Regions from separate parts of the Homo sapiens genome. Here region 1 is linked to region 2. The links are chromatin contacts, found by Hi-C or POLR2A ChIA-PET in ENCODE. All regions are on one chromosome and are shown on one strand. The core of a region is the stretch at or near the end of the contact, and the rest is flanking DNA. Distances in the headings are between cores, read along the strand shown. Region 1 overlaps DARS1-AS1 (DARS1 antisense RNA 1). Region 2 overlaps DARS1 (aspartyl-tRNA synthetase 1).

The links. Hi-C counts contacts between places; a loop is a spot of excess contacts on that map. ChIA-PET counts read pairs that join two places held with the same protein, here RNA polymerase II (POLR2A). Pooled maps may share reads with other maps.
Region 1: a loop to region 2 is called in a map of natural killer cell, with 2.0 times the contacts of the local background. The contact joins two enhancer-like sites. A Hi-C loop is called at or near these places in 1 of 168 maps with a recorded cell type or tissue (natural killer cell) and 6 of 50 pooled maps. POLR2A ChIA-PET finds 5 or more read pairs at or near these places in 18 of 52 experiments (B cell, CD4-positive, alpha-beta T cell, CD8-positive, alpha-beta memory T cell and 13 more).

Annotation. Positions count from the first base shown.
Region 1 is chr2:136,005,736-136,010,162 of GRCh38, reverse strand. It overlaps DARS1-AS1 (DARS1 antisense RNA 1), which reads right to left. Exons shown (of 4, transcript NR_110199.1): 4 at 2,621-2,967. Among named protein-coding and RNA genes, the nearest start is that of DARS1, 22 kb to the right of the region's middle. Within about 2 kb of position 1,847, at least 10 of the 41 ENCODE cell types and tissues checked have a DNase peak (open chromatin) inside an H3K27ac peak, as active enhancers do; they include CD4-positive, alpha-beta T cell, where a contact is called at or near this core.
Region 2 is chr2:135,959,545-135,964,041 of GRCh38, reverse strand. DARS1 (aspartyl-tRNA synthetase 1) reads left to right here. Exons shown (of 16, transcript NM_001349.4): 4 at 2,544-2,646. Among named protein-coding and RNA genes, the nearest start is that of DARS1-AS1, 23 kb to the left of the region's middle. RefSeq lists an enhancer at 2,580-3,081 and a silencer at 3,117-3,317. Within about 2 kb of position 2,966, at least 6 of the 41 ENCODE cell types and tissues checked have a DNase peak (open chromatin) inside an H3K27ac peak, as active enhancers do; they include CD4-positive, alpha-beta T cell, where a contact is called at or near this core.

The DNA of each region.
Region 1 (4,427 bases), core at 598-3,097, 47 kb before region 2:
TTTATCATTTTCAAGACATATATTAGGTGGTCAATATGTATTTGTCAAATGAGAATCATATGTTAAGGTAGAATAGGGCCAGAGTTTGCTATATGCCTGTGGTTCTCAACCCTCGGTATCCATTAGAATCACCTGGGGATCTTTCTGAACAATACCCAAGCCTCACCCTCAAAGCTGTGGGCTTAATTGGGTCTAAGGTAGGGTCTGAGCATTCCATCCAAACCTTACATTTTAAAAGCTTCACAGGTAATTCTAATGAATTGCTAGGCCTGAGAAGCACGGCTATATTGTGACACAATTAGGCAGGCAGGAAGTATGGTAAATGGTCCGGTAAGTACCACACAGTACCATACTTCTCAAAGTGTGGTCCCTGGACCAGCAGCAGCAGCAGCATCCTGCCACTTGTTAGAAGTGAAAATTATTGGGCCCCTTTCCAGACCTAGAGAATCAGAAACAGGCCAGGCATGGTGGCTCACGCCTGTAATCCCAGGGCTTTGGGAGGCCGAGGTGGGTGGATCACTTGAGGTCAGGGGTTCAAGACCAACCTGAACAACATGATGAAACCCCATATCTACTAAAATACAAAAATTAGCCTGGTGTGGTGGCGCAAGCCTGTAATCCCAGCTACTCGGGAGGCTGAGGCAGGAGAAGCACTTGAACCCAGGAGGCGGAGGTTGAAGTGAGCCGAAATCACACCACTGTGCTCCAGCCTGGGCAACAGAGCAAGACTCCATCTCAAAAAAAAAAGAGAGAGAGAGAGAGAATTAGGAACTGTGGGTGACATCCATAAATTTGTGTTTTTGTGCCCTCCAGATGACTTTGATGCCTCCTAAAGTTTGGGAACCACTGTAATAGAGAAATCTATGTTGAACTGAAAAATGGCAAGGCTGGCACTGTCTTAGAGAAACTGATTTCAAGTTATATTAAACTCAAAACATAAAGCAGGTTATGCTTCATAAAACAACACTTTGAATCATAGTTTTTTCTTTTAAAGAGACAGGATCTCACTCTGTCACTCACGCTGGAGCGCAGTGGTGCAATCATAGCTCACTGCAGCCCCAAATTCCTAGGCTCAAGCTATCCACCCACCTTGGTCTCCCGAGTAGCTGAGTAGCTGGGACTATAGGCACGTGCCACCATGCCCAGCTTATTTTTAAAAAAATTTTTTTAGACACAGGGTCTTGCTTTGTTTCCCAGGCTGGTCTCGAACTCCTGGCTTCAAGTGCTGGGATTATAGGCATGCTGGCCATTCACTGCCCCCACCCATAGTTTTCCTTGGTATTATCCTTTTAGCACCTGAAAACAAAAACAAATTTCAGTATGTATAAGACACTCCACTAATACCAAACCGTGAAGATGGCCATGTCGGCCTTCCCTATACAAAGATACTTGGCCTAGAGGGGGGAACCAACCACATGTCATCAGCTCCTGCCTTCATTGCTGTATGCTTCGTGGTGGCCCTTAATACTTGGGCAAGAGACCTGTTACTCAACCTCAATTTCCACTCATTGTAAAATCAAAGGCAGCAGGAACCTCAAACCACAGGCCCAACTTTCTAGCCAGGTTTGCAGAGCTTCTTCAGAAGCCAGGGTCAGAATTAGGTGTGCTTCTTCTCCAAGCTGTGGGCTTGTGAATGTAGAATGGGAACACCCTCATCCCGCCTTCCACAGTGGCTTCTTCCTCAAGTGCCCAATGCTGGATCTGACTCAGCTATGGAGGGTGAGGAGCAGAGGGACAGTGGCCGTTGGTGGTGGCAAGGGGGAAGTGACAAAGGGAAACGCAAGGGTTGGTGGCAACAGCAGAAGTGATGACTGGCAGCACATGATGTGGTGAAGGGGTGATGCCGTGACTGTCACACCCCACTGTGACAGGAGGCTTGTTTGCCACACCTTTATCCGGATCCATTCAAGGGACAGGCAGATTAGGGTTGCTGGTTTAAAAGTGATTAAAAGGCCGGGCGCAGTGGCTCACACCTGTAATCCCAGCACTTTGGGAGGCCGAGGCAGGCAGATTGCTTGAGCTCAGGAGTTCGAGACCAGCCTGCCTCTAAAAAAAATGTTTTTAATTAGTTGGGCATAATGGAGCATGTCTGTGGTCCCAGCTACTCAGGAGGCCAAGGCAGAGAGGATTGCTTGAACCCAGGATACAGAGATTGCAGTGAGCCAAGATCGTGCCACTGTACTCCAGCCTGGGTGATAGAGCAAGACCCTGTCTCAGAAAAAAAAAAAAAAAAAAAAAAAAAAAGTGATTAAAGGCCTAACAGAAAGTAAGGTTGGTGATGCAGTGCTGTGAACAAATCTCTCCAAGTTTGGCTGCTGTGCTACCTGTGTCAAAATCACCAGAGGTAATTGTTAAGGCTGCAGCCTCCTGAACCCCCACCCCAAAACTCCTGAATGAGCATTTCCTTTTTATTATTGTTTTATATTTTACTTTAAGTTCTGGGATACATGTACTGAACATGCAAGTTTGTTACATAGGTATACATGTCCATGGTGGTTTGCTGCACCTATCAACCCATCATCTAGGTTTTAAGCCCCACATGCATTAGGTATTTGTCCTAATCCTCTCCCTCCCCTTACCTCCCACCCCCGACAGGCCCTGGTGTGTGACGTTCCCCTCCCTGTGTCCATGTGTTCTCATTGTTCAACTCCCACTTTTGAGTGAGAACATGCAGTGTTTGGTTTTCTGTTCCTGTGTTAGTTTGCTGAGAATGATGGTTTCCAGCTTCATCCATGTCCCCGCAAAGGACAGGAACTCCTAAATGAGCATTTCTGAGGGGGGACAATCTGTAAATTTGCACACTAAACAAGCTCTTCATGGGATTCTGATACAGGTGGTTCTTAAGATCTCGCTTTCAGAAAACCACCCGAACATAATTTTGTTGCTTGGAAATTTGAAGTTGCTTGTCCTTCAACGTTGACTCTATGCAAAGAACTGCAGAAGACACATAGTCTTAAGATATAGTCCCTTAAAAAGAAATTAACCATAAGTATTATTAGGAGGAGGAGCAGTAGTCGTGATAAACAAACAAATAAACACTAAACTGCAACAAGGTAGAATGAGGGAGGAAAAATAGCAATGAAAGTTTATGGGCATTAAAATGAGAAAAGTTAAAACTCGGGGTTTAGGAAAGGGATTGGGAAGGAGGTGACAGTTCAGACTTCTTCAGTAACTTTTTTCCTTAAAACAATACGTGTGTAACAGTGGTTTATGTTCCTTGCAGACATCTGAGATCATTCTTGGACGAATGAAGAGAGGATTTCAACAGGTGGAGCAGGAAGGGGAAAGCACAGGATTCCAGGAGGAGGGAAAAACATAGGCATTGATGTGTGTTGACTAGTATTTCTGTCATCTCAGGAATTTGCCCTTAGTAAGAATCCTCAAGTGCCTTAAAGTTAGGACCTTAGGAAATTGTGTTCTCTTTCAGGCTAGCCAAGGCTAATTAACATTTTTGGGGTCCAGTGATTTCTTATAATGTTTCCTGGTTCCATAATGTATACAAAATTGAGGTATTAAATTATTAAATGATGATAAAACACTATGCTGCTTTAGGGGAAGGAGTACAGATGTCTGCAATTCACTTCGAAAGGCATCCAGGAAATAAGGTGATAGAAGGATGGATAGAGGGATAGTTAGAAAATAAACAAGTTTAATAAAATATTAACAGTAGAATCCAGGAAATGCATATACAGCTGTGTCTTGTAAAAATCCTTTCAACTTTGCTGTGTGTTTGAATTTTTTCACAATAAAATGGGGGTGGGGATGTTCTGCTTCTACAGGTCATGTGATTCTGAGCAAATCTCTGCTTAGCTCCCCTCGGCTTCACTTTGCCATTACTTTTAAGGACAAAAACTGCAATTACTTCTGCACCAACCTAATGGTTAATCTGCAAGGTCCTGTCCAGTTCCCAAATTCTCTCTTATTCCCTCTTCTCAGACAGGGAACACAGGGGTTACTACCACAGAGAAGCAGTCCTCTAACCTACCATGACTTAGCTCTGCTAATAAAGGTAGTTAATCTTCCTTATGGTGTGGCAGGGATGACCTAACTTGGACCCAGACAGTGTCAAACTGCTGTCTGTGGTTCTAGAGCAGGTGCCAGGCGAGTCAGACCTTGAAATTTGTTTTGAAACTGACCACCTGTTACTGTAATTGTGTGGCTGTTTTCCTGGCTTATGGGATTTTATTTCAGCTGTTGTTCTCAGGCGAGAGTTTATTTCCTCTAGGAATCACTCAGTTCACTTGCCCTAAACTTAGAATTTGAGTGTAGGGATCTTCCGGAGACTGAGTCAACTATGCAAATCTGAATCTTCTGTCAAAAATCCTGAAGTTACCTACAGACTTGAGTAACAACTTTTAAGGGAAAAAGTGAGAATCCTCTTTCAAGTCTTTTGTTACAGATAAAACATCTTCTGAATTTTGCAGGGA
Region 2 (4,497 bases), core at 1,717-4,216:
ATGATAATTAATCATCAAATAAGTAGTCAGTGGTAGTGGTGTTACTAATAATAGTCATTAAGGCCAGGCGCAGTGGCTCACGCCTGTAATCCCGGCACTTTGGGAGGCCAAGGCGGGTGGATCACCTGGGGTCACGAGTTCGAGACCAGCCTGACCAATATGGTGAAGCCCCCGTCTCTACTACAAATACAAAAATTAGCCAGGTGTGGTGGTAGGCACTTGTAGTCCCAGCTACTCAGGAGGCTGAGACAGGAGAATTGCTTGAACCCAGAAGGTGGAGGTTGCAGTGAGCCGAGATTATGCCATTGCATTCCAGCCTGGGCAACAGAGCGAGATGCCATCTCAAAAAAAAAAAAAGAAGTCATTAATAGGCCAGGCGCGATGGCTCACACCTGTAATCCCAGCACTTTGGGAGGCTGAGGTGGGTGGATCACCTGAGGTCAGGAGTTCGAGACCAGCCTGGCCAACATGGTGAAACCCCATCTCTGCTAAAAATACAAAAATTAGCTAGGCCTGGTGGCACGTGCCTGTAATCCCAGCTACACAAGAGGCTGAGGCAGGAGAATCGCTTGAACCCGGGGGGCGGAGGTTGCAGTGAGCTGAGGTAGCGCCATTGGACTCCAGCCTGGGCAACAAGAGCAAAACTCCATCTCAAAAAAAAAAAAAAGTCATTAATAGTTAACATTAATTGGGCTCCGTCTCAACTTTAAACATATTATAAAATCCTTATGATTATGAAAGAAAACCTCATGACTCTTACCGTCTCCATTTTCCAGATGAAGAACTGAGATATAAAGTGGTTTAATAATTTTCCCACAGGCCCCTTCATAGGAAGTGATAGGATATGATACCAGGCCTTTTGATTTCAAAGCTTTTACTTTTTTTTCTACCAGACACACTAATTGTTACCCCCTAGTGCCGACCCATAGACTTATCCTGTGCTCACCCTTTGTAAGTCCTTTAGAGTTCTCCATTCTTTCTCCAGGGTCTTTGTGTAGCACTGAAATTATCACTGGACAGCTTTGTGAGGCAGCTAGGTTGGTGCTGCTTCTGTCTGGACTATTAGAGTAGCTAATACACTCTGACTACATTATGGCTTAGCCTAGCACTGTCGTGTGCACATTACCTTCCATTTCACAGTAACATACTTTTCTAAGTGGGGTAACGTGGCTGTGGTTTCAGTAGTAGTTCCTAGGAAAATGTTATTTTTATTCATCTGCAAGTTTCTCTGTGGTAATAACCTTTGTCCTTCCAATATTTTAAAACTCCTTTGAATTTGTTTCCTGTATTAATACAACTTCGTTTTTTAGGATTTTACTTTGTGACTGGATCATCCTCCAAAGCAAAAGGGAAAATTAAGAGTGTTTTTTAGTGGTTAAAAACCTGCCAATCATATATGACTCTAAAGTCAATAGATTATGTCTGTGTTGACACTTTGTTTGCAACCTGTCTTTTTTAACTTGTGATTGCTATCTGATTTGCATTTCAAAATACTGTATGTTGAAAGTAGTAACTGTAAGTCTGCTTGCATTTTTGCTTTCCTTTTTCTTTCTTCTTTTGGTTAAGGCCCATTCTAAATGTAAAATATAATGCTCAGTTTAAAAAACAAAATCTTGTGATGTTTTACAAAACAATCTGATGTGTAAAGTGGTCTTGGAGAGATTAACCCATTTTTTATGAAGAAGTAATTTCCCAGAATTTGATCAGAGACTTAAGAAGGATCTGCTTTGGAGGAAAAAGGGATGTCACAAGGATACATAATAACGAAATATATTATGAATAATGTTTTTCAGAAGGTTAAGAATAAGGAGTAACAGTTCTTTATCAAAGAAGAAGGAATAAAGAGGCCCAGGATATGTAAAAATAAAACTGGTTATAGGGCTTGAAGAAAATGATCTTTAATAGACAATATAAGTTATTTGGAGTAAAAAAAAATGCGAGACTCATAAAATATGAAGGACTAGGAAGGTGATAAAGGAAAAATGAAGAACGTAGAACATGAAAGGCACTAGCCTGTCAATTTAAATGCTCTTTAAAATGTACTTTGGTAGGAAGAAACTCTGTAGATGGACCACCCCATAGTGTTTGTGTCCTTGTTTTTAAGCACTGTGTTAGCACTTTTGTGGTTGCAGTATTGAAACTTCCATAGTAGTACAGTGCCTTTGCATGTGGAATATACTAACTATTGAATGAATGTTGAAAGTGATCTCAAGTTACTTGAAATTTGTTTAATAAATCAATGCAATGACAAAATAATTTTCTTGATTTAGAAGTTTTTTTGAAATTGGTGATTTGCCTGTGTTCTTATAACAAGTTGAAAGCATTTCTTGTTACTCATCATAGGAACTTGAGTTTCTTTAAGGGTTGTCAGTTGAGTGTGAGTATTTTGTCTGTGGAAGCCAAATGGATAGTATACACATGCATGCGTGCCTGATGAGTATAGTAAATTTTGGCCCACTTTTAAAGTAGAGAGCATTTTCCTTCTTTGTAAAACCTGAAGTTGCGTGTCCTTAATACATTTGTGTTCTTTCTGTCTTTTTCAGGGAAACAGTGCTTCTTAGTCCTACGTCAGCAGCAGTTTAATGTCCAGGCTCTTGTGGCGGTGGGAGACCATGCAAGCAAGCAGATGGTTAAATTTGCTGCCAAGTAAGTAAGCAATTATATCCTGTTGTCAGAATAAACAATGGTGGGAACCAAGACTCCCAGGGGTTTGGACCATTTTCATACATTAACATCAATGCTTCGTTTGTTTAAAAATGTAGTTATTTAAATTGTCAGTTCAGTGTTGCTGAATACATTAAACTTACAAAAGAGAAAATATGGAGCACAGGCTTGAAATTCATTTGGAACTGCTGAAGCAGCACTCTCTACAGACAAGTCACATTTACTTTCAAGTAGAGTAACAAAAAGCCTGGCAGCCTCAACATAGCAGAGCAACTTTATTTTGTTGTGTTTGTTGAGCTTCATTTCCTCCCTCCTTCCCTCCCTCCCCCAGTTTGAGATTTGCATGTTGAGCAACAAGTTTTCTAACCAAAAAATAAAAGTATATAAAATAAAAGAATGTAGTTTGGCAAATGATTGCCTCCAGAAGGAAGTAAAACAAATGTTTTACAACTTTTAGCTTTGACACCAAAAGGGTTTAGGAGAAAAAAGGTAAAACTTGCTTTTTCCTCCTGTAAAAGTCTGGGCTGTCTGGCTCAGAGTTCCCGTAGAAGCAGCACATTGTTTTGTTCAGCTTGCAGGAGGCAGATATAGAGATAGAAGTGTGGTTGTGTGTGCAGTGGCTCTAAGGTGATGAGAGCTGTTTTACTTGGTAGTGGTGATGTGGCTAATTTTGTTTCATGTTTTTTTTCAATTTCATCAGAATTTTATTTCCATGATAATGATCTCAGAAAACATGAGAAAATGGATGGTCTTTGTGTTTTAAGTAATAAAGTAATTTCATAGTGTGTAAGTGTTTTTTAAAAGAAAGAATTCAATCAGAGTAAATGATATATTTTTTCTATTGATTTTTTTAAATGTTTGCTTTTTAGATGCATGCTTTCTAAGAATGAGTTAATACAGATGGAATTATGAATTTTAGAATTGGAAAGAAACTTAAAAATTATCTAATTCAATATCGTAATTTAGCTTTCAGCCCTCCCTGACCCTCTAGCACAATGTTATACATATAAAGGATGCTCAGCAGCTGGTTTTGGTTTAGATATTTATCAAATTACGTCATAGTAATACCTGCACTCGGATTTAAGAACTTAAGTGCCATGAATTGTATCGATTCATTGATGAGATCAGTAGTATTTTAATACTACTAATACAGTAGCCCCACCTCTCCCTATCTCCCAGTGCTGCCCAGAGATGACCACTTTTCTTCTACGTGTGTCTTCTGGTAATTAGGTTTGCTTGTTTCGTCTCCTGGTTAGAGTGTGTGCTTGTGGGGTGCATTTGTCTTCCAACCTTTTAAGGTTAGTGTGTATCCTATGAAGTCAAACATAAATGAGCTTGGTCCCTAGAAATTTTATCTGCACAGAGAACCTTCTATAAAAGAAAAAAAGATGGTCCTGGAAACCGCAGACATAGATGCTAAATTCTATTAAATATACTGAAAAATACTGGAAAAAAGTCAACCTCAAATCAACAAACAACTTTTGTATAATAATTTGGTTTTGAAAACTAATACATGAAGCCGACAGTTACATAGAGAATATATTTTTCCATTAAACTGCATTATAACCTCGGCGTTACATTCCTAAAGCTTCCAGTGGAAAAGCCTTTTGAAAATCCCAGTTACCCATAATATTCAGTGAGAGGCATTCTACTGACAAGTGGACGGTTAATCCATGTGATGTGTTTAGAAGCAGACACGTTAAAGTACTCCGCAAATAAGTTATTCCTATTATTTTGGATCTTCTCAGAAACTCCTGGGACTTGACTAAATAACAGCGATTGACTATATCAGATGTCAACCATAGCTTAATAGCTAAAAGAGCTACTTTCAAA